4 separate regions of the Homo sapiens genome follow, and regions 1, 2 and 3 are each linked to region 4. A link is a contact called in ENCODE Hi-C data. All regions are on one chromosome and are shown on one strand. The core of a region is the stretch at or near the end of the contact, and the rest is flanking DNA. Distances in the headings are between cores, read along the strand shown.

What was found. Hi-C counts contacts between places; a loop is a spot of excess contacts on that map. Pooled maps may share reads with other maps.
Region 1: a loop to region 4 is called in a map of naive thymus-derived CD4-positive, alpha-beta T cell, with 7 times the contacts of the local background. The contact joins the promoter of BBX here to the promoter of CD96 in region 4. A Hi-C loop is called at or near these places in 3 of 168 maps with a recorded cell type or tissue (CD4-positive, alpha-beta memory T cell, CD8-positive, alpha-beta T cell and naive thymus-derived CD4-positive, alpha-beta T cell) and 10 of 50 pooled maps.
Region 2: a map with no recorded cell type shows a loop between it and region 4 (5-fold over the local background). The contact joins the enhancer-like site here to the promoter of CD96 in region 4. A Hi-C loop is called at or near these places in 2 of 37 single-sample maps with no recorded cell type and 3 of 50 pooled maps.
Region 3: a loop to region 4 is called in a map of naive thymus-derived CD4-positive, alpha-beta T cell, with 8 times the contacts of the local background. The contact joins the promoter of LINC01990 here to the promoter of CD96 in region 4. A Hi-C loop is called at or near these places in 1 of 168 maps with a recorded cell type or tissue (naive thymus-derived CD4-positive, alpha-beta T cell), 1 of 37 single-sample maps with no recorded cell type and 3 of 50 pooled maps.

What each region holds. Positions count from the first base shown.
Region 1 is chr3:107,517,837-107,524,532 of GRCh38, forward strand. It overlaps BBX (BBX high mobility group box domain containing), which reads left to right and starts at 5,126. Exons shown (of 18, transcript NM_001142568.3): 1 at 5,126-5,271. RefSeq lists an enhancer at 4,743-4,792 and silencers at 5,193-5,502, 5,533-5,622, 5,733-5,802.
Region 2 is chr3:115,655,638-115,661,852 of GRCh38, forward strand. The region is part of intron 1 of GAP43 (growth associated protein 43); the gene reads left to right. Among named protein-coding and RNA genes, the nearest start is that of GAP43, 35 kb to the left of the region's middle. RefSeq lists enhancers at 2,154-3,026, 3,027-3,898 and silencers at 2,820-3,049, 3,230-3,299. Within about 2 kb of position 3,259, at least 35 of the 41 ENCODE cell types and tissues checked have a DNase peak (open chromatin) inside an H3K27ac peak, as active enhancers do.
Region 3 is chr3:107,428,148-107,434,413 of GRCh38, forward strand. LINC01990 (long intergenic non-protein coding RNA 1990) reads left to right here and starts at 2,783. Exons shown (of 3, transcript NR_110039.1): 1 at 2,783-2,811. RefSeq lists a silencer at 3,329-3,578 and an enhancer at 3,789-3,978.
Region 4 is chr3:111,539,818-111,545,539 of GRCh38, forward strand. It overlaps CD96 (CD96 molecule), which reads left to right and starts at 2,380. Exons shown (of 14, transcript NM_005816.5): 1 at 2,380-2,492; 2 at 5,229-5,585. The coding sequence starts at 2,432. LOC105374039 (a long non-coding RNA gene) reads left to right here. Exons shown (of 3, transcript XR_001740846.1): 3 at 2,118-2,186.

The DNA.
Region 1 (6,696 bases), core at 3,876-6,375, 4.0 Mb before region 4:
AAAGATCACAGGAGAGTGGGAATTCAAAGATGTTTGGCCCCAAGAATCACCCTAGGAAAGCAGGATATTCTCCTCTTTCTTTCTTATCCCCAAGTCTTCTGGGACACCATAGAAGCTGGTTCTCTTCAAGATTATGAATTTCTGCATTGGTGCTAACAAGTGGTCCAACTATCCAAGCTCTAATTTTTACTGCCTTTGCATTGGCTTGAGGAGAAAGGTATGGTTTTCTCTATTTATTTTCCTGTAGAAAGAGAAAAAACACTTTTTCCTATAGAAAGAGAAAAAACGCTGAAGCTCAGCAAGGTCAAGTACAAGTCATAAATTGTTATGTAAGGCAGACCCTCATCATTGTAACTATCTAGAGTTTCAGTGCACAAAACAAGGCCTGTTTCAAAGAGTGATTTATTACAAGTTTGCTTTTTTAGGTGCTTAATAATGCCCACCCAATAAGATGTTTGCTTTATCCTGGGATCAGGCTGACATCTCTTTTATGTGCAGAGATGGTGGAGCTGGTAGAGTGTAGGCTAAAAGGAAATTGCAAACACTGGGCAAGTAAGTTGTAACAGGTTCCATAAACTCCATTTGATATGATAGTTAAGTCCTAGAACACTTTCTGTAAAGCATCTGTCATTGGTTTGTCTGTGTGGAAAGATAAACACGAATAATACTGATTGAACCTTTAGTATATTCCAGGCTGATGCGTTTTATATGTATTGTTTCAATTATGATTATTCCCATTTAATAAACAAGGAAACTGAGTCAAAGTGATTGGGGAATTTTTCCAAAGTTACTCAGCTAGAAAGTGGCACAATCAGGGCCCGGCGCGGTGGCTCACACCTGTAATCCCAGCACTTTGGGAGGCCGAGGCGGGCAGATCACGAGGTCAAGAGATGGAGACCATCCTGGCCAACATGGTGAAATCCCGTCTCTACTAAAAATACAAAAATTAGCCGGGCATGGTGGCGTGCACCTGTAATCCCAGCTACTTGGGAGGCTGAGGCAGGAGAATCGCCTGAACCGGGGAGGCAGAAGGTGCAGTGAGCGGAGATTGTGCCACTGCACTCCAGCCTGGAGACAGAGCAAGACTCTGTCTCAAAAAAAAAAAAAAAGAAAGTGGCAAAATCAGGATTTGTATTAGGATTGTATAAAGAAGTCATATATGAATAAAGAAATAAATTATGTGTAGGCATACATTTAAACAATATATACATTTGTTTATACACATCTAAACACACACTTAAATTTACTTTCCCAAAATTATTTTATGTCACAAAAAATGGCCCATATAAAATAAAATTCAGAAAACAGACAAAGCCATGAGAAGGAGAAGTACGATAATCATGTAAGTTTAGTCTGTGATTGGTCATCAAATGTGAAAACAAAAAGGGAAAAGGGTCGTCCCTTTTTAATGCCATTTTGCCCAAGTAACCAACCATTGTTTTTATTTTCATAACCCTACATTATAAAAATTAAGTAAACTCCATGAAAGCTATGATTTTTTCTGATCATATTTTAAGTTTCGAGCATAACTAGCATTTAAAATTTCTTGGTATTTATTCTCAAATGAGGTAATAAACATTTTAAAAGTATTTCCAAAATGGTAAAATACTACATTAAAGTTAGCTCTAAGCCTCTTTTCCTTACTTAGCAGTGAGGCCCTACGGACCACACAGTAGAATGGAATTCTATTCTATCCCTTCTCCTAGGAGCAGGTAGTTTTCCTTTTCTGGCATCTGACATGCACAAGAGCACATGGAACCCTCTCAATAAATATTCTGCCAAAGAATATTGAAAAATGGCTTATGCTGGAACATGACGCCCAATGGAAATACGGTACCAATATATAATATGTGTTTAAAAAGGTGTCATTCTCTCAATCCGAAGGCCTGTGGACCTAACAATTTTCTAGTAGCAGTAATGACTCATAGGAAGTCACTGCAATACACTTTATGTTCTTCTGCATCAGTCTTGGTCAGTTAGCACCTTGCACTCTCAGAGGTGTCCAAACTGGAATGCAAAGTCCTGGGGCATGTGCTAAGACTCTATCATAGGAATCCACACTTCTATGGACTATAGAAGAAATTAAACTCTTATTTATTTTTTATCTCATGCTTTTAAATTTTGTTTTTGTAAATATATGATTTATAATAATAAATAATAATCTATGCAATGGTGCATTTTTTTTTTCTTTTTTGGTAGAGACAGTGTCTCTCTATCTTGATCAGGCTGGTCTCAAACTGTTGGTCTTGAACTCCTGGCCTCAAGCAGTCCTCCTGCCTTGGCCTTCCAAAGCACTGGGATTACAGGTGTGAGCCACGATGCCTGGTCCAGTGGTGAATTTTTAATGTGTACATGAATATACATATTGAGACTACATGCTCAAACATTTTACTGATAGCAATGTGTGATCTAAAAGTTTGAAGACCGTACCTCTAAATAATTCTGCTAAGCTAAGTGTAATTCAACAAAAATATCTTGTGACCATAAAAATATGAAGAATGTTTTCCTATGGTTGGAGGTTGGGGATAAGAGTGGGGAGTAGGATAGGCTTTTCTATTTTTCACAACATAGTTCTACTAGCAAATAATGCACAACACTTCACTCTGCAATTAAATGTAGCAACTCCTGTCGACTTTTTTTCCTTTTCAAAAAGGAGCACAGTGAAATTCTAAGAAAGTTTTTTTGGTTTTCCCTCCAATTCCCTCTTGCCTCTGAAGTTCATGATTTGGAGGGAAGGGTTGTCAAATTACTCAAAACCTGTGCTGGGTATTAAAAGTCCTCGGTTTAAGTTCCTTCTTCATTATCATTCTGTGCAATATGGAGCAGGCTATATAACTTGTCCCTGACTCATTTCTCCTATGGGTAAACTAGAGGTGATAATACTTAGCACTGACCTCAGAGCAGTGTAGTGTGGATAAAGAACATTTTGTTCCTTGTGTCAACTAAATGAAACTGCCATTAATAGACTTTTTTTTTTTTTTTGAGACGGAGTCTCGCCCTGTCCCCCAGGCAGGAGTGCAATGGTGCAGTCTGTACTCACTGCAACCTCCACCTCCTGGGTTCTAGTGATTCTCCTGCCTCAGCTTCCCGAATAGCTGGGATTACAGGTGCCACCACTACGTTCAGCTAATTTTTGTATTTTTAGTAGAGACGGGGGTTTCACCGTGTTGGACAGGCTGGTCTCGAACTCCTGACCTCAGGTCATCCACCCGCCTCCATCTCACAAAGTGCTGGGATTACAGATGTGAGCCACCGCGCCCACCCCTAATACAAACTTTGATATTATCTGTTTAAAATGCTGTGATTGGCTGGGCGCTGTGGCTCATGCCTGTAATCTCAACACTTTGGGAGGCCGAGGCAGGTGGACCACCTGAGGTCAGGAGTTCGAGACCAGCCTGACTAACATGGTGAAACTCTGTCTCTACAAAAATACAAAAATTAGCCAGGCATGATGGCAGGTGCCTGTAGTCCCAGCTTACTCGGGAGGCTGAGGTGGGAGAATCTCTTGAACCCGGGAGGCGGAGGTTGCAGTGAGCTGAGATCACGCCATTGAACTCCAGCCTGGGCTACAGGGTTAGACTCCATCTCAAAAATAAAATAAAATAAAATGCTGTGATTTTTTATATACTTTTCCTTTTAAAAATGATTTTTCTAAAAAAATAAACATCACATTTCTAAATACCACTTTGTTTTCTGAACTTTTTAAACTTTTCTGATTTTGTTTCTCTTTCTCCCTCTTACACAGGAGTGCTCACATGCACACATACACTCTTTTAACAACTTTATGGATGCGAGAGAAAAACCTTAAGACAGCATCAAGGAAATAAAAGGGGAACTGAAATAAGTTGCCCTAGTTGGGTTTTCTTTAAGTTTTAAAGCTACTTACCTAGGCCATAAAATCGTAGTGTTTATGTAATCTCCAAAATGTTTGTATTTGAGAATAATTCACCAACTCTTAAAACGGAAGGAACCCTAAGAAAACATCTAGGCCTAAGATAATGCCTGACACATAGTAGATGCTGAATAAACATTTAATTGAGGGAATCTGGAAAAGCTTCTTATTTTAATCTTAAAAATCAAAACCAAGTCTGAGCATTGGAGAGGTTAAGTAACTTGCTCAAGATTGCTCAGCTGGTTAAAGAGTTTAATCTACAATTTATTCCTTCTAATTTCCAGCTTTGACTTCTTTCCACCAACCTGTTGACTTATGTGTATTGAACTGTCTCATATAATCTTCTGAAGTTGCATTGTTGAAAAACAATCAGAAAGACCAGTCCTGAGGTTCATCATCTCCAAAAGTCATGCAACATATGATGTTCACATGAGATGTGAAATATGTAAAGAGTCATATATTTTTATATATAATATGCAAAATATAAATCATGTATATATTGAATCAAAGGTCTGTTTTGAAGGCTAAGGGTCAATAGCCAATCTTCCATGACTTATTTTACCTAACAGCACAGTTTGCATGTCCACACAGGTGATGGCAGTCCACTGACCAGTTAAAAGTTGTTTGGCTATTTCAGCAAAATGTTTATCTTTGTGTGTTGTTATATTGATTTTTTTGAATCTACCTACGAATGAGGCACTAACAACCTCAATGCATTAGAGTCCTGATAAACTTATCTTGCACTATTTTGGCCTATGTGATAGCTAACCCATTGACAAAAGAAATCCAAGGTGATAAAAGCCTTTCTTGGCCACTTGTTAGCCGGGTCAGGCTGTAAAATCGTAACACAATGCAGGCCTCTTCCATGGGGCACCAAAAGGCAGCGATGAAAAACCCCCCTCACTTCCATATCCAGTGGAGTTGTAGTTTATTACCATAACCCTCCCAAGTCAAAAGGACACCAGTTTCAAGCCTTGCAACTTGGTGCAGACAGGGGTTTTCCCCTTTACCCCACTCTGCTGGGCCTCTTTACCTGTCCTCTCCTACTGTCTACAGGTCCCGAACATTAGAAAATAGAAAATGTGATGATCTTTGTGTGTCTCTGTAAAATGTGTGTATGTGTGCGTGTGTTTGGGTGTAACGGGCCTCTTGTTTGGCTGCGCGGCCTGTCCGTCACTGCGCGGGCCAATGGCAGGCTGCCTTATATAAAATGAGTGTTTTCAGTCTCTCCGGGTTGCATGTACTGTATGTGGAGCAGTGTACAGTGAAGCGGAGGCAGAGCGGCTCCGCGAGCTTCTCTCCACTTTCCCATAGAGAAACCCTGACTGGCCGCTGAGGGCTAGCTACACACACGCCCTCACGCCCGGCGAGCCCGCGAGGTAGGCGCCCCCCATCCCCAGCCCTCCCTGGGCGCACTCCCCTCACTTTCTGTTTTCCTACTCACTTGCGAGCCGCCGGGCTGCAGCCCCAAGGACTCCGCGGCAGGAGCAGCGGCGGCGGCGGCGGCGGCGGCGGCGGCAGCCGGTAGGGTGGACTTGAGGAAGACGGAGGGAACCCCGCGCGTCCGGAGCCGCCGCCAGCCGGCCCGCTCCCTGGGCACTTTCCCCCTCCGCCAAAACTTTGGGTCGGGAGAGGTCGGGGGCGAGGGTCGCGGCGGCCGCGCCGGCTGGGGCCGGGGGGCGGGGGGCGCTGAGGCAGTGCCCTGCGAGCGGGAGGCTGGGGGCCGGGCTGGGGAGTAGTAGGCCAGCCGGTGCCAGGCTGCGTTTGCAACCAGCACCTCTCGGCACACAGGCAGCGCCGCCTGAGAGGGGCACGGGCGCCGGGGCGCGGGCTGGAGCGGCCCCAGGAAAACAACAACAGAGCCCTCACGCCGGCGGGCGGCTCGTGGCCGCCCGGGGAGCCCCAAACTTCATCTCGGCGAAAGTACGTGGAGCCCTGCCTGGTCTCGGCTGCCGGGGAGGTGGGGCCTGGGGAGCAGGGGCAGTGGAGGAAGGTACGAGGAGCCAGCCTTCGGTGGATTTATTGAACGTTTCGTCTGCGTTGGTGACCGGGAACAGCAGCCCAGTTGCTCGTTCATCTGGAGAGTTGGGATTTGGGTGTTCCGGCCCCGCAGATCAGTGCCCTCTCACCCCCCACCCCTACCCAAATGCGCGGCGAGTAGAGAAAGTGCTGTTTTAGTGCCAGAGTAGCCTGGAGGAAGAATAGGGGGAGAGGGGGAAGAGGGCGAGGGAGAAGGGGAGAGAGAAGAGGGAGGGAAGGGGGGGGAGAGAGGGAGACAGAGAGAGAGGGAGAGAGAGAACGGGAGGGAAGAGAGGAGGGGGAAGAGGAGGAGGGAGGCTGTGTCAGGATTTTGCTTGAATGTGGGATTATGTTGTGTCAATAAGTTTAAGGTGGAGAGAGCGAGGCTGAGGGTGGTGGTGGAGGGGAGGAGGAAGGCCTTGGCCGTTTAAAGTCTTATTTCTGAAGGTAAGTTACGGCTTTGCCTGGTCGCGATGACAGAAAACTTGCAGATCCTTTATCCGGGGATGGGGTCGATGCCTCTAGAAAGAGCTCCCTAGCCCTCTTAAGCCACACTCGTGTTACACTGTTATTTGCTGCGATCCGGGTCGCTAGTAAATTACAGAAATCAGACTCGAGGTTTCTTTTCCTCCTCCACCTCGTCTCGCTCACTCACCCTCTGAAATTTATTATCATATTTTATTTATTTTTTGGTATTGTATGAAACTTAACATAACTGAGACCGAACCCGAGTCCTGTAATTTACAAGGACCCTGAATCCCAGAATCTGGAACACGTTTATGTGT
Region 2 (6,215 bases), core at 2,009-4,508, 4.1 Mb after region 4:
TACCTTCACATGTACCAAAACTTTGCATAAGACCAATATATATTTCATAACTTAGTAAATGTGATAAAACACTGAAAGTTAATTTGCATTTTCATTGAATACTATAATATTCAATGACATTATGCAAAACTGGGGCATTTTGCTTCTGGGACAGAAAAGTATAAACTATTTCTTTTAAGCTATGCTTCTATAATTCCACACGAACTACCCAGGAGGATCAAAGCATGTTAGAATGACTGAAATACAACAGGAACAGTCTAGTCTGTTAATCTGGATTTTTCAGGCCTGGGATGGAAGGATAATAAATTGAGGCCTGCCACATGCCTTAGGCCAAAGCATGCCTTTGACACTAATGATCTAATTCAGTTATCTACTTTGTCCAAAATTCAGCCTTCTCATACTCTGTGCCCTGGGGACATAAACAAAAACACAGGGGGTGATGAGGTAGCCCCAGCTCTATCTGGGGCTCTACTGACTCACTCTCTTGGTCTCAGTTTCAAGGGCTATGAAATGTCATGGTGTGATGGTCTCTTCTAGGCCTTGTGTCTTATGTTCAGTGGGTCTATGCATGCTGGAATTTAGAATAGTGATTCTTGGTCATTTGTGTGGGATAGCGGCTGCTGGGTATCCACTTGACTTGAAAGTAAAGAGGTAATGGGGTAGAAATAGAAAATTCTGAATTGTTTAATATAAAATCAAGGAAGCTGTTTCCAATCAGGACTGTGGTTCAGGTCTAAGGACCATAGATGCAGCCCACTAGCACATTTACTAACATGCAGTTTGGGCTCTTTATACTAGGCTCCCTCGACCAGCATCTCTGAAAGTTGAACCTATGAATTGGATTTAAACAAGCCTCTTTGGTGTAAATATGTATACTGAGGGTGGGGAATCCCTGATCTAGGTAAAAGAGGACTTTTTCTGCTAATCTGAAATTTGGTTGGGAGAAAATGATGTAATCTACCTAAACTTCGATTTTGTAATAATAGAAATGTTATCTTTCCATCGTTCTCAGAAAGTAAAAGTGTATCAGTGAAACAGCCCCTTAGAGAAGTTTCTTAGAAAAGCAAGCAATTTCCTAGTAAAAAATGGATTGTATTTCAAAAAGAAATTGTTAAACTTGAAACATAAAAGGCTTTCCCCACAGAAATAACCTAAAATTTCCAGACCTGTCTGTAAAACTCAGATTGATCCAAAATGTAACTGAAATTCTATATGTTTGCAATGGAAACATAGAAGAAAATAATGTTACTGGGCTTCGGAGTGTAATAGAACCATTTCCTCATATATAATTTCATTAAAAATGCAAAAATATAAAAAACTATATACACACGTACTTGCGTATAATTTCCCTTTTCTAGTCTACAAGTATTATGGTAGCCCACCCTCAACAGTACTGAGAATGAAAATTATAGCAAAACTCTTTTGTATTAGTTACTTCTGTGTCATAATGAGAGTCTCAAGATAAATGAAAGGAGGGATGGATAAAATGATTTCTTATGATGGGCAAAGGTTGGAAGAAACATCATGTGGGGAGAGGGCAAAGAGAAAACAGATAAAAAGAGAATAAAAGAGGAAATGAGTGGCTTATGTGAGCAAGCGATGAGCTAAAGTGGAAGTGTAGGAGAGGTGAGTTGCTTAGGTCTAAGGAGAAAGACTGCTTAGGTGTGTGTTCACCCCCAGGACGAAGAAAGGAACACTGGGTGAGATTTTGTTCAACTACCCATAGTTACCACCAGATGGTGAAACTGATCCCGGGCCTCTTGGGTATTGATCAGTTTATGGGGAGATGGGGAGAAGACTATCTTTCACTTGTTAATTCATTAATTTCTTTCGCAAATATTTTTTCAGTACCTGCTAAGTCCCACGGACTATGCTAGGAGCTGCTGTTAAAATGACAAACCAGATAAGGTCACTGCCCTTAATCAACTTACAGTTGGGTGAGAAGCTATCAGGTACAAGTATGGCCCTAGAACAAATTAGTCTTTTCTAGTTAATAATCTTATGTGATGAGATTTGGCCTTGCTCCTTTGGTGACTTGCCTCAAGGAGCCCCAGGCAAAACCAATGTAACATATATTAATAATATATGAAATAATATATTTTGTAGACACAATTGCCTTATGTTGTCCAGGCTAGCCTCGAACTCCTGAGCTCAAGCAATCCTCCCCACCTCTGCCTCCCAAAGTTCTGGGATTACAGACGTGAGCCGCCGTACCCAGCCAAAAATGTTTATTTTGATTAGATGACTGGTATTAATCTGATTAACCAAAGAGACAAGGTATTACTAAATTCCTCATCCCTGGTAACATTTCCATGTTAGCTGTTTTCTATTTGTTTTTTCTTTTCCACAATGGTGCGGCCTAGAAACAGTTAACCTTCTTCGGGGTATTACATACCTTAGACATATAAAAAAGCTATGAGCATTCAACACTGAAATAATCATATAAACCAAACATACTGCACACTACTTCAGGGATACTCTGAAGCCCATCCTTAGACCCCAGACTCAAACAAAACAAAATACGATGTAAAGAACTGACACAAATCATCAGAGTTTAGAGAACAACGTGACGGGCAGCAGAGGAGAGGAGAGGGTTGAAGCAAACTTTTTTGGTTTTTTTTTCCTAAGTAGGGCTGGTTCTGGCTTGTCTTCCTTCTCCCCACTTTGCTTCTTACTCTTGGGCTTACAAACTGCCTGGTTTCCCTTCTCCAAGTCAGGGCTTCGTTTCTCTGCCTTGGCCTTCCTACCCCACCTTCTGCGTTCTGACTCCATGAGGCCCTTTTCGCGTCTCATTTTCTGCCTTCTTTAGGCGTTCCCTCGGCGGCTCTGCAGTGTGATCTCATCTCTTTGTTTCTCCCCGGCTGCCGTCAGTCACCGGCTCTCTGCGCCCCCACCCGCGCGGGCTCGCGGCCGTGCTGCGGGCGTGGCCTCAGCCGCTGAGACCCTGGGGACCGCAGGGCGTGGCGCGGCCTCCGCCCGCTGCACGGAGAGCCCCCCAGAGGCAGCGACACGGCGCTTGGGGTCCGCGGGGCTCCTCCTCCAACTCCGCAGACCTCCGGGGAGGCCTCTTGCTCCCCGAACACCCGGGAGTTCGCTTTCATTTTTAACGAATCTCCACAATCTCTTGTTTGGGAGATAATTGCTTCTTTCAGGGGCTTGGAGAACAAAAGCGTCAGCCCAGGGCCCCAGGTCTCTCCGCGGGAGGAGGGCACCCAGGGGCGATGCGCCGGGCTCTCTCCTTCGCCCTTCTTGGCCCGCTCGCCTTCAGCTCCCACCCGCAGCAGCAACCGCAGCCTGCTTCCGGGGACTGAGCAGCCCTGGGTCAGCCAAGGTTAAGCAGCGGGTGGGGAAGAGGAGAGAAAGCTGGGTCAATTGGAAGTAACCTTCTTGTACCGCCCACTTTTTCCTTGCTTGGAGGCGGCAAAAAGCACTTTAGCATTCTTCGGGCTGTTTGCGCCTCTTTCTCTAACAGGGCCAGGGGAGTGGAAGAGCGGCCGGCAGGAAGGTTTCTTTGTCAGCAAAAGCGGACCTTTGGAAACTAAACAGCAATGCTCTGTCTTTAGAAGACAGCACAGGAAGGAACAAACAGCTGAGGAGTGAAGGCCAGAGACCCCATTTGGAAAACAATGGCCTTTCATGATTATTACTATTTTTAAAAAGTTTTCTAGGCTTTTTCATTTGAACTTTCCATTTCTCACTATGAAATGCAGGTTCTATAGACAATTGCACACAAGTTTCTTTTTCGGGGGGGAGGGTAAACGAAGCAGGTGGAAAGAAGTGAGATGATTGTAGACGTGGCCAAATTTAGACTTGGTGTGAGATTTCCTCTTCGCTTGGAAACACATGGCACCAGCATGCATTTGTTCATTCATTCAATAATGTGAATGAACATTAAACACTACGATGTGATGGGCTTTGTCACAGGCTGTAAGTGGCTTCAGGTCCACATGAAAGGAGAGCGAAAAATTAAAATAAAATATTAGAGAGAGAGAAAAGGGAAGAGGGGCAAGGTGTCAGGCAGCAAGCTTCTTAGGGTCAGAATGGGTCCCCATCCCTAAAAGCTGATGACTGAAGAGACCCACGAGGGTAGACGAGCTGTAGAGAGACAATACTGCATCTGCCAGTGATGAGTGTAGGAAGCTCATGAGGGTTAGAACCTTCCCTCTCTGTTTTCTGACCTCTTTTTCTTTTTAAATAGGTTGAAGCCAACTGTGGTAGAGGATAACAGTGATTCGCGTATCTTATTTATTTATTTTTAGCAGCCCCCTCCCCCGCAACTAGGACAGTGAGTTCCATTCAGATTTTCAACACAGCTAAAAACTTGGCTTTAAAACTTGTGAAGGGAGACATTTCTTTAGAATCTTTCACTTTTTTCATCGCAGAGGCTTTGGGGGAATGTTTAGCTTTTTGCTGAATCATGAAGGGTTTGTTACTGCATTCTGAGAGGGTAGGAATTAGATGCCTAAAGGATGGTGTCTGCTTTCCTGTTGAGGTGGTTTATTTAACAGTTCATAGAGGCATGCAGGTCAAGTCATCCTTAACTGTACAGAGTCAAGGGTATTGCCACATGGGAGGCTGGCCAGCGGAGAAGTTTGGTGCTCTCTCAGTTTGGAGATCCTCATGTTGTATACATATTCCAAAATTCCCAGTAATTATGTACCTATAATTATATACCTATAAATACCATTCCAGATACTAGAATAAGATCACAGATAACTTCTTAGATGTTTCTTTTCTAGAGAAATAGGGAAACAGAACATATATACATTTGCACACAATTCAAACTTACACTTTGAATGTTTGTCTTAAATCTCCTAGTCAACTCCCTTAATGTACAGACAAAGAAACAGATCCAGAGAAGTGAAGAGACTTTCATAAAGTTGGAGTCAGGTTGGGATATGTCAGGCCTGGCCTTCTTGCTGCTGATTATTTCTCTGAATTTTATAATAGAGGCACCTCTGAAACTGTCTGAAACTTTTCATTTAAAGAGATATTCAAAAAGAACTGTAGATTTCTCAGAACGGGTGTGTTTAGTCTGAGTGTTGTGGGCCAGTATATTTCATCATTGAATGTGCAAAAGATTTGTTAAAATGGAGATATTGGTTCAGTGGGCCTGGGCGGGGTGACAGTCTGCATTGCCAGCCCAAACTGCCCTTAGTGGTGCAGATGTTGCTGGTCCACATGTGGAACGGCTAGGCTGTAGACAGCATCTGTCCTCCTTGCCTTTCCTTCTTGCTGAGGGAACAGCCCTGGGGATTTAAGAAGCCCTTTTTGTTTCTGTTGCCAGGTCACTGTGCTCCCTTAGCTAATCTCGATAGCTTTCACTGCCTTGTCTTCATCCAGATCTAAGATTGTTAGAAATAGTCCCTAGAGACAGGTGTCTTGAGCTGGAGGGTGTGATCCTTTGTATAGTGACTTAGCACCATTTAACTTGGTTCCACAAAATGTTTCTTTCACACATAAGCAATTTACTCAACTCAGATTGTTAAAAAAAAAACTGTTTTTCCTTCCACAAGTGTCCTCCCAGCTGCAGCTCATTGCACTCCCTTGCAGCTGGGAGTGCAGCTGGCATGCTGCTAGCTCACTGGTCTGGCCCTTCCACTGGAACCCAGCAAGTTTTCTGTGCTTTTTTTCACCACTCTCTTCTATCCTGCACTTCTGCATGTGACGCCTAGATTTAGCTGTAAGTGCCTTTGTGCAGCATCTGAGTTGAGCAAGCTGCTAAGATATAACTGGGCAGAGGTTCTTCTAAGGCAGGCAAACTTCAGTGTCACCCAAAGGGTGGTTTGACTTGGCTTTGCTTTGTCAAGCCCACCGGGCTTTGATATGACTTTGTTTTTGTTTGTTTGTTTGTTTGTTTTTGTTTTTTTGAGAGGAATCTCGCTCTGTCGCCCAGGCTGGAGTGCAGTGGCGTGATCTCTGTTCACTGCAAGCTCTGCCTCCCGGGTTCACGCCGTTCTCCTGTCTCAGCCTCCCGAGTAGCCGGGACTACAGGCACCCGCCACCAAGCCTGGCTAATTTTTCGTATTTTTAGTAGAGATGGGGTTTCACTGTGTTAGCCAGGATGGTCTCGATCTCCTGACCTCGTGATCCACCCGCCTCGGCCTCCCAAAGTGCTGGGATTACAGGTGTGAGCCACCGCACCCAGCAATATGACTTTGAATCGCAAGTTTGGCTTGGGGAGAAACTAGGGCTTTTTTTTTTTTTTACCTGGG
Region 3 (6,266 bases), core at 1,533-4,032, 4.1 Mb before region 4:
TGAGACAATGAAAAAGCCTGGGCTCTAAAATCAGAAAATGGCCTTCCAGTTAATAGCTGTGTAAATGTAGGCACGTCGATCAAGTTCACTGAACCTTAGTTTCCTTATATGTAAAATAGAGCTAATCATATCTACCTTGCTTAGCTGGTATGTGGCACAGGAAATGATAGACATTATTATTCAGCAAATAAACCAAGTTGTGCTATAAATCCATAGACTGCTTTCAATATTGAAATTATTTCATATTTTTGCCAATTTGTGGCAAAAAAATGTAAAAGACACTTTTGTGATTGGTCCTTGGTATAGTTTTGCTCCTTTAAACATGGACTAAAACTTGCCCATGCTCAGTGTGCAGGTCCTTCAACACATTTGAAGGTGAACAGTGCTGGTCCCTGACAAACTTAAAAATTGTTCAGGTTTATCTTTAGGCACAAAGAATAATCTGTGTTCTCAAATGCCATAGTGACCTCTGTCCCACGGTTCAACAGCTGTAGGGCTATCCATAGAAGCAGCTGGGCCTCTGGTTTCTCTTAGTATCATGAACCCAATATGGAAATCCTCCCCCTCAGATTTACTCACATTACTTCCCTGACCTTTCCTTCCTCTAATTCCTCCTCTCCCCTCTCAGATACAGATTTTATACTTTCCTACAAATGTTCTGACTTTAATTAGTATTCATCATTAATTTGAAGAGAGTCTATATTCTGACATCATGATATGAACTTTCCATGTTAATGAAATTTCTGACAATTTAGTGTGCTATTGAAATTCTTCCCTTCTCTAGTGGTTATGGTTGCATTTCTAAAATCTGTTATGATGTTGGAAGAATTACATTAAAAGTAGATATCATCAATGTTTTGTTCATTATTGTAATAAAATGAAAACATCTTAGTGTTGTGTTATAAATCCTATAATTAGTCTGTAATCCTTCCCTCCCTTCCAAAGGTATTTCAGGGATTAGAGTTTTTAATTGTGCGTGAGATTCATAAAGTAGGGGCACAGCCTTGTTACTACTATTACACATTTTTTTTCATTTGGATAATTTAGCCGTTATCACTTCAAAAATCTATTTAGAGATGACTATAATAGCTAGTCTCTACATTTTTACATTGGATTTTTCTTTCTTCCAAAAAAATTACTGCTCCACAAACCCCAAATATATTTTTAATTTAGGGAAAAAGTGCTTATATCTGAGAAAATGTGGATTTGGAGAATATATAGAACCTTTCCTCGGGAATTCCGAAAACTCAAGCGCTCTGGCTTACCAAGTGAAGTAGGTTTTCAGGAAATCCCAGCCCCTCAGGACTCTCGATCTGAACCAATCCCAGCTGCCATAGCTCCGCGCTCCCGGGATGGGGCTGTGTTGCCCACGCCTCGCGGCGCGGGCGGACACACACCCTGCTAGGACTAGCTCAGTCCTCCCAGTTTCCCTTCCGAGATGCCTCGGAATCTTTACCACGGTTATCAAACGATTCTGTGGATCAGTAGTTCCCAACTTCTAGGGACAGACGCCCTTTTAAAATTCAACGTAACAGACCACCACCCTCCAAACAGACTGTGATAGCCGTATTTTTAAATTCTCTACTGATTGAGAAAACTCAAAAACAATTAAAAACTCCAATAGAGCCTACAGTACTTTCAAATGACTGTATATTTTAATTATAGCATTTGCATACAACTGAGTTTATTTATCTATGCTGTACGCTAAGTTTAGGGGCAGGCTTGGTGCACAGATGGTTTCGCCCACCCTTTGCACAGGGCAAGCCCCCCCCAGGCGCCCAGGCTGGGAGGCCCAAGTCCCGGCAGCTGCTGCGGTGGACTTAGAGGCAGCAGCTCCTGCTTCTGCCCCAAACGTTCAGTGTAGTCGGATTCCCGGGGACAGCAGGGCAGTCTGCGCGCACATCCCCGGGGCATCGCAGGACACCTGCTGCCCCCTATCGGTGGTGAGAACAATAACCCGAACCCGGTTGGAATCAACTGGAAGAGGCCTTTTGAAAAAAAGAATATTCCAGGACTACGCAGTAGCCAGACGACTCTCTAAGAACATGGGTTTCCGCAGTCAGCTCCGACTGCCTCGTTTTAATGCAGTTTTTCGCCATTGTAGGAGAGCATGCTGGATCGAAGAGGACTCTGACACTGCTTCGGTGAAGGCGGGGAGTGGGGAAGGGGGGGTGTTGAAGGGGTTCAAGATACACCCAAGGGTCTATTTGTTTTCCACCTCCCTATTCAGCAACCCATCTGGTCCTTATGCAAAGCACTTGCCTTCTCCCGGGATGGGGACACACATCAGAGCACAGCGTGGTGTTTTCCCAAGCCCCCGAGGCACCTGTTCCCTCACATTACACCTTGAGGAGAGTCCAGTGACCTCTGCTGCAGAGGCGACAAAGGCTCCCTGGGAAGCCGGCCTCAGTGGTGTCCAGGAATGGCTTTCAAACAGCGTGTACTCCTGTGGTCCCTTTAATAAACATAGGACTATGCTTCAGAAAAGCAAAAATAAATGCCGAGAAGTAAAAGGAAGCTATCGGTTACCCCGTTACCTCTGAAGCCTGTATATGTGAAATTTTCTTCTGAGACCGAGCATTAAAATTTGCTTCCACTTGGACATAGCCAAGATTGCTAACAGGCTGGGAACGTGTGTGTGTGCGTGTGTGTGTGTGTGTGTGTGTTGCTACATACTCTGGGATTTCTAATTTTATTTTCATCACTTTCTCCCCGCTTATTACTACCCCCCCACCCCAATACACACACACTTGGCAGTATCCTAACTTCTTCACTCTTGTCCACATTTGTCTTGGCGCTCTGGGGAAGAAGGTAAGAATAGATAGACGAACGAAGGTGCGTGCAAGAAAGGAGGGAGGGGAGGAGGTACGGTCGGCTTGCACACCAGACTGTGCTTGTTTGAGCAGGAATAGTGGCGGGGTGTCTTCGAGAGGATAACGGAAATGCCCCACCACACGCCCACAGCGCAAGTGCCGGCGTCCCCAATCGGCCAGTGGCAGCAGCAGAACCGGGGTCCACTTGGCACCTCAGGGGCTCTCGCCCGTCCGCTCTGGGCGTCGGGCTGTCCAGTTTCCCTGGGAATCTGGGAGAGGAAGGAGGCTTAGCTAGCTCTGTTCTCCCTGCCAGTACGCTGTGGCGGCGGCCCCTGGCCAGGGCCCGGCCAACTCCCCGCTCTTGGGTGGCTGCAGGTGCCCAGTGGCCCATCCCCAGCGGGGGCGAAACGCCGAGCTGGCCGAACCTTCCACACGTCCAGCTCGGAGTGCGTCTCAGTCGCGCGGCAGAGGCCCCTGGGCCCGGGCGCTCTGGGTTCCCGCGGCCTGTGGGCGCGGTGCACAAGGGCGCGGGCGGGCGGCGGCAGCTCCCAGGCGGAAGGCGCGGCGGGGCCACGGTCACCGCCGCCGCCGCCGGGGCTCGGGCGGAAGCGCGGGCTCCGGGGGGAGGGGCTGCCGCGCCCCCGCAAGGCCCAGGGATCCCGGCCCCGAGCGGCTCCCATCCGAGCAGCAGCGGATCCCGGGCCGCCCTTACCCTCGCCGGGCAGGGATGAGCCCTGGTCAGGTTCAGCCGCAACCCCGCGCGCGGCGGGGCGAGGCCGAAGCCCACGCAGGTCCGCCCGGTGTGCGTCTTTCACTCGCACACACTGAGCCCCTTGCCAGGCGCGCAGGCCCGGGCTACGAGGCCGGCTGCTCCGCCGTCTGCCACCTCCAGGACCCAGAGCCGCCAGCCCTGGGCTCCCGGCAAGCTGTGACTTCCCGGATGGGGCCATGCTTTTCTTCCAGGACAATCGGGGCTCCTCCCCTCCCGGCGATCTTTCTAGGAGGCCACCTCCAGAGATTGCGAGGCGATTTCCTCCCTGCCGGTACCAAACTGTAACTCCTCTCGCTACAGACGCGGAGAACCAAACGCTGACTATTTGGCGAGGGACCACCACCACCCAGAAAAACACACGGTTCAGTGTGCGTTGATTGTTTGCATCAGCGAGTTCATGGCGAATAGAAGTTCTCTATTTTTGATAGCCCTGATTTTCAAGCGTTTTAAAAGTTACGTTCTGTTTTCTGCTTGGTCAACAACACGGAAAATGGAATATTGCTTTTTTTGTGATTCAAAATCAATTGTAGTTACAATGACTTTGAGAATTTCACGGCATCTTGTGAGATAAAATGGAGATGCGCACCTAGGTGAGAGTCACTGGAGTGGATTACGCAGTGGCCGGCTGGATCCGGCTAACAGTCTCTGAGGCTCATTCCTTTTCGTAATCAGCTCGCCCACTCTAGTAGGACTTTCATCTTTAAATTATTTTTTAATTATCATGAGGCTCTCAGTCTAAGATAGCAAAGATTGAGCGCCACATTTAAGCAGTTCTCTCAAACTAGCTTTACCTTTTTAGGGAAGTAATTCCTGGGCTAATCATTTCAGATCTGAGAACAAAAGAAGTTGCTAAAAAAAAAAAAACAACTTTTATTTACGCAGCAGATACTTATGGATCGTCTACCTTGCACCAAACGCGCGCGCGCACACACACACACACACACACAGTGAATACTGTGGGCTATACAAATAATATATAACATCTGTTGAATGATTAATATGTGACAGGCAATATACTTGCTACTTAAAAAGGATTCTATCATTTTACCCTCCCGGGGACATATGAAGTAGAGATATTATCATCCCTGCTTTACCTATGAGAAATATACGAGTCATGAAGTAACTTACTCTAGGTCACCCAGTTAATAAGTGGCAGGACAGGACATTACACTTTACGCCCAGTCTGATACAGAGACCTCAGCCCAACCTCTACAATGTGTCCTTCAGTCAGATCTGGGAATCTGTATATTTTGGAACCACCTTAGGTGAATGTGATAGAATTAGAACTTGAGAAGCCTTGATGTAATCAAACTTCCTCATTTTCCTGATCAGAAAACAAACTCAAAGAAGCAATTTTTCTGGAAACACACAATTGCAGAAAGAGATTCAGAGAGGCTGTTCCTGGTTTCTTGGCTAAGGTCCTTTCTACTATCCAGACTACATTGGCTCAGTCCAGGAGGAGTCAAAGAAGGTAAATAATTCAACAGTTACAAAAAGTGTACAGTCAAATCTTGATTATCCTTAGTTTCCCCTTCAAATTGCTTGCCTTCTGGATTTTTGACTGTTAATCTAGTTTCTCTCCCAGAGGGAGAGAGAAACCGTGTGAAACTCGATTATTTCATTTCTGCTCATGTTACCTGGTAAGAACGCTAATATTATAAAGGAAAATGGGGGCCAGGCATGGTGGCTCATGCTTGTAATCCCAGCACTTTGGGAGGCCAAGGCAGGAGGATAGTAGAAGTTCAAGACCAGCCTGAGCAACACAGACAATCCATCACTCCCCCCCCCGCAACCCCCAGCCCCACCCCCACCCTATCTCTGCAAAAAGAAAAAAAAATGGGCATGGTGGTGCATCCTGTAGTCCTAGCTACTCAGGAGGCTGAGGTGGGAGGATCATTTGAACCCATAAATTCATGGCTGCAGTGAGCCATGGTCATGCCACTGCACTCCGGCCTAGGTGTGGTGGTGTGCACCTGTAGTGCAGCTATTCAGGAGGCTGAGATGGGAGTGTTGCTTGAGCCCAGGAGGTCAAGGCTGCAGTGAGCCATAGTGCACCACTGTGTACCAGCCTGGGCAACAGAGAGACCCTCTCTCAAAAGAAAGAAAGAAAGAGAGAACCATGCAGACTACTGCCTTTTCTCAACAACTCTGAGCAAATTATTTCCTTTACCTAAAATCATTTGCTGATCTCCCATCCATTCTACAGGATAAAATTAAAATTAGACTTATGAAGAAGGCAGATAAAATATTACATGATATTACTACTTTTCATCACCCACAATTCTGCCTCTCATCAAACTTTAAGCAATACTAAACACGCTGTAGTCCTCTGCACATATAGTGCTGTCCCCTGCTTTGTGTTCTTGCATTATTCCCATCCTCTGCCTGGCCTTCCTTCCACACCTGTCTCTTGGAAAATGCCATTCATTTCCCAAAACTCTGCTCAGACAGCACCACACATGTGAATTTTCCTGACCCTCTGCTACCTCCCACAGAGCAATAACCTCGTGCTTGTGCAGCAGACCTCTTCTGTTCCTTACATAGTCTCTTTTATGGCTCTTAATCTGTATAATGAGTTGTTTCCATATCCTTAATCTGTATAAGGAGTTTTTCCATATCCTTCTCTTCTCACTAGAGCTCCTGAGGAATCTGTCTATGTAAACTTTGTTTAGTGTATCTGA
Region 4 (5,722 bases), core at 1,130-3,629:
TTAGAAAATATTACCAGGATTGAAAGGCGGTGGGGGCAATTCCCATCACCTGGGATAGCCGTGCCAGTCTGCGGAGTGTTGCTGCCACCTGCTGCATGCAAACAGCCATGGAGGGGCTGTTGCCTGGGTCTTGCAGCTGCAGGACACCCGAAGTGTAAGCGTTCAGTTAATATTCTGTGGCCATGCATCTGAAATTGTTATACTTTCAGAACCTGTGTGGATCCCAAAGAAAAATTAATCAAATCTGATGGCTTCAGGCCATAGAAGTTTCTAGATATAAGAATCATTAACTAAGCCCTGAACAATACACAGAAGACAGATTTGCCGTATAGCCACTAAATGCATGGCTCAGGTAGCCCAACCCCAATGAGAGGCAAGAATTCTACTGAAAGTAAGTCTGTAGCACTGGAAAATAAACGACCATTTCCATGTTTCTGAGTTTACAGACTTTTTTGGAACAACTGTTTCACTTTAATACAATAAAAGATAGGAGAAGTCTAAATACCCCAAAGAGGGTATTGTTCTTAGAGAATTCAATAAATGTATATTTGAATTGGTTTCTACTTAGGTAAATTCCTCTTAATATGAAAAATGGAACGAGATCATAGAATCCCTTCTCCAGGCTTGTAATGTGTCCTGATTTAATAGGGACACCAACGTGCAAATCAGGATCTTCATAGTGCATCTCCAGGACTATTTTTGCTGCTATGCTTCATAAAACTTTGATTTACTAGAATTTCCAGGGGCAATGGGAAGAGATGAAGCTACCCAGAGCAGTTATGTCTCTTCCTGACCTTCTATAAAGGACTTTGAGTTCCCAGGCCTTCCCTGGAAAATCACTGTCAGTACTACCTGACCCAATATCCCCAGTGACCTGAAACTCATGGGAAGTTGGGAAGGGGTGATAATAAAGGTTTGGGGAGCACTGGACTAGGCAAGCAGTAACTACATCTAAATTCTGCAAGAAATCATTAGCTGAGGAATACTGAATAAGTATGGCAATTATCATGGCAAGTATTTGCAGTGGTGGTATAGGGGGTGATCTGGACGTCCAGGAAGACAGTCGCCCTTGTTTATTTACATGAAAACCTCTCTTCTCCCATCTAAATTTAATCTCCTGAATGGCAAAAGCATTTCCTTCTGTCTTAGCATCGTCCATATTCACCACGAGTCCTTGCATAGGAGAGATTGGTGTATACATGATGACAACCTGACGAAAATTATCTCCACCTCACCTGAAAAGAATTCCCATCTCAGGATTACAACTGGCCTTTTCATTTGTCTTTGGTCTTGCTAGGTGGTACGTATATTCTAGTAATGAGATTAGGGTCACAGGATATTTTAATCATTCATACGGTTGTATGAAGACACACATGTTTATTTGTAGTTATTCTTTGTCCATCAAACTTACAGTAGTCCTCAGTCTAATGCTTGTTTTCTTAATGTTGGAGGGTGATGACAGCCTATTTTATCTCAGGCTGAAAAACTAATACAATTAAATCAGAGAATCATAGCAGGGAACAGTCATCGTGTTCTACGAATAGCCAGACATTTTTACCAAGGGGTCACTTTCCTGAAACCTGTTTGCGGTTCTCTGTAAATAGAAGTAACTAGGCAGATGTAATAAGCCTAATAGCTCACTGAGGTGGGAATTCTCTGCCTTTGGATTCTGATTGTTACTGCCTTGCTTTGGCTTAGGCATGGATAAACTCTTCTGTGGTGAACAAAAATGGCCTCCAGCCAACCTGGTGGGAGACTTCCCTATCTGACCTCCAACCTTCCCTCGTCTTCCCAGACGAGGGGTAGAAAAGTAGCCCTCACTCCTCCACTCCCAGGAAATGTGCATTTCCCTGCAAGAGGAGAGACAATAAAATTTGGTTTGATAGCTGACACTATTCCCTGTTACTTTTCAGATTTTATTAAAATTAAATGTGTTAATTCTTTGTTCTTTCACCCCAGGGCAATTCTGGAAAGAAAACATATCTTAAGATTGAACAGAAAAACTATTATGAAAAACACCAAGCTCACATTTGTTAAATGACTTTGTGCTCTTGAAAAAAATGTATAAAAAGCACATTGCCAACTGCTCTGCGTGATATCCTTTGTTTGGATTTTAGACGCAGCTTGACTGACACAGAGATCCTGAATAAGAGACTCTTTGGATACTGAAAAGTCTCTTAAATAAGGTGATACACAAATTTCAGAGAACAATTTCAACATTGTTCTGTCGAACGTTATACTCAGTCCTGAACCACATTACTTTCCTGTCTACGTTTCATTTCCTGGGGGCTTGCCAAGTGATAAACAGACCCAGGCGTGTGTGGTAGAGTTCGGGTTTTTTAGCACGAAGTGGGTGGCTGGAGTTTGCTTGAAAACATCAATTGACTTTGTGATCATTACAGAAATGCTGGTGTAAGGTGTTCAGAAGACAATGGAGAAAAAATGGAAATACTGTGCTGTCTATTACATCATCCAGATACATTTTGTCAAGGGTAAGACTTCCAGTTGTCCCTTCTTGTCGGATGGGCCGCTTTAGGGGCGGATGGGGCCTCTGTTCATTTAAAATGCCTTGTGACTGCTGCTGAAATTGATCACCAAAGGACAAATCATTACTAAGGGTTTCAGTTATGTATTTAAGCGGCAGGTATAAGAGAGATGCTAGAATCTAGAAATGATTACTAATGAACACTAAAAATAAGAAGGGAATGGGTCATTTGTGCCACTGCTCTGAGGCATTTTCACCCATTTCCTTTCTAACAGGATCTCTGGAGTAATTGGCAAATTGTGTTTCTTGGAAATGAAATGCTCTCCAAATGGTAGCCAAAACAACTGCGGAAAAATTAAAAATTACAAAGCCATCAACGCTCAGAGATCCTTGTTTAACTTTTTTCTCTCTCAAGTACTCTCTTTCTTTTGGATATAACAAGTATTTCTCATCCAAATACTAAGGTCTTTGGGAGTTGAAAACACGTTGAATTTTAATGAGGCATGTGTAGGTATGAACCTGGGAGACAAAGTGGAATCCTTATGACAGTGGGAACGAGAGCCTAATGGGCCTATTTAAAAAGAGAAGGAAGCAAGATTAGTTCTGTATTCCACAGTATGAGAGTATCATAGTAAGCCTGAGTGTCTTAAGAATTAACTGTGCTTTTCAGACATAGCTATGAAAATATTAAGGAGAATTTCTAAATCAAAAGAGATTTGGAATATAATGCTGTAGATAGGATCAGAGCCATATTTTCAGGCAAAGGATAGCTCACAGGAAGTTACATTAAACTGTACTAACCTCTGCCTACCAAACTTTTGCATCCACAGAAGTATGATAATTCCCATTTGTCAAGTACTTTTACTTTTAAGAGGCTTGTTTCTTCTCAGTTGCTTGTCATCTTTTTATCTTTTCCTTTTGTGAGCTTCAGTGGTACTTGTCACAATAATATATATCATTTCTGTAACAGGATTCCATGTTAATTCTAAAACTGAGGCCAACACTATTGAAGGCATGTCACAGTCTCAATGCTTAACACATTTTAAGTGTCCTGTATCACTCAGTCAGACTGCTGATGGGAAAGAGACTCTACTTATGTCTAGTATTTCAGACCATCGATTAGAGGTGATACTAAGTGGAACCTCTACCTAAGGTTAGATGAGGTCCTTTCAATCCTTGTATATTGAAAGTGAAATTTCTTACTCTAATCAACTAGACTGAATTTGGGAGACAGTTTGGAAGTTATGTGGAAGGAAAATAAAATAAAATAAGTAATAATAAAGTTTAAAATAATAAGCATAACATAGGTAATAGTTAACATTAAGTATAGGTTACTTAGAAGTTATATGTAGGCTAAGAAATTTAAGTAGCCCCTCCCAGCATTGCTAACAAGTTGCAGCTGTGAGCTTATCTCAACCTTCCAAGCTTCTTGCCTGCCCCCAGACCCCCACATATTTCTGTAACTCCTGTTTTACCTTACCCCATCTCTGTCTAGCTTCAAGATTGACTGGTTAAGATAACTAAATTGTAAGTTTTCTCAGAATTGTCACGGGTTAAATAATTTACTGTCTTTGCCTGAAACCTGTATCCTGCCTTGTTTTCCCACCTCAAACGACATATAAGCAAGCCTGCTTTCTTTGTCAGAGTCAGCAGCCATTTTGGGCATGAGTCTGCTGTGGGCCTGGATGCCTGAATTAAATAAAGTTCTCTTTGGTCTCTAAAGGTCTCTTTGTCTTCCTTGGCTGGAGTTTTACTGTTATACTTATGAGGGTTATAGAAAGACCACAGACTCTGGGCAACTGAATTCATTCTTTTACTGGAGGTGTGACTTTTTTTGTTTTGTTTCGTTTTTCGTTTTTTTGAGATGGAGTCTCACTCTGTTGCCAGGCTGGAGTGCAGTGGCATGATTTCGGCTCACTGTAATCTCCGCCTCCCAGGTTCAAGCGATTCTCCTGCTTCAGCCTCCCAAGTAGCTGGGACTACAGGCGTGCACCACCACGCCCAGCTAATTTTTGTATTTTTAGTAGAGACGGGGTTTTGCCGTGTTGGCCAGGATGGTCTGGTTCTCTTGACCTCATGATCTGCCCACCTCAGCCTCCCAAAGTGCTGGGATTACAGGCGTGAGCCACTGCGCCAGGCCTGGAGGTGTGACTTTGAGCATACTGTTTCATCTCTCTGTGGCCCAGTTTCTTCCTCATAAAAAGGGGTTAACAACATCACCTATGGCGTGTGAGGGGGATTAAACAAGATAAGATATGAAAGGCCCTTGTAAACATGTATTTTTCAAAGAAATTGCTATACACATATCATTTATTTTTGCAGTTTCAGAAAGCATCACGTGTGTATTATATTCAGCTGTCGTTTTATAACCCAAAAAGCCAATTATATTAAACGTAAGAAGAATCGTCATACTAAGTTTGCTGGTGTGCTTCAATTTTCAAATAGGCTTAATTTTATTCACAGGTAGTCTGAAACCTTCAATTATATTTTGGTCAGACCAACACATAGATAAATATTTAGAAGTCAGTAATTACCTCTAGCTTCTCTACGTAAATGCCTCCTCATTTATATTGTCTCATGCATCTCTATCTGAGTGAGACACAAGCTCTACTCTATTCCTAAAGCAGCCAGGGAGAAATTTCCTCAGTTGCTCCCCTCACCTTACTGAAGTGACTAGGGTTTTTAATTAAGCGTCATTCTATGTGAATTATTTAAACTCATGGCTCATGTTCTTTCTTTTCAGGAGTTTGGGAAAAAACAGTCAACACAGAAGAAAATGTTTATGCTACACTTGGCTCTGATGTCAACCTGACCTGCCAAACACAGACAGTAGGCTTCTTCGTGCAGATGCAATGGTCCAAGGTCACCAATAAGATAGACCTGATTGCTGTCTATCATCCCCAATACGGCTTCTACTGTGCCTATGGGAGACCCTGTGAGTCACTTGTGACTTTCACAGAAACTCCTGAGAATGGGTCAAAATGGACTCTGCACTTAAGGAATATGTCTTGTTCAGTCAGTGGAAGGTACGAGTGTATGCTTGTTCTGTATCCAGAGGGCATTCAGACTAAAATCTACAACCTTCTCATTCAGACACACGGTAAGCATAACTGGTAGAGGGATGTGCTTTCATTCAGCTCTCTCTCATTCAACAAATGTACATTTTAAGAAAAGCAAGGTTAGGCTTGGTGCTCAGCATACAAAGGTTGAGCAGAAAGAGCTACTGTCTGATAAGAG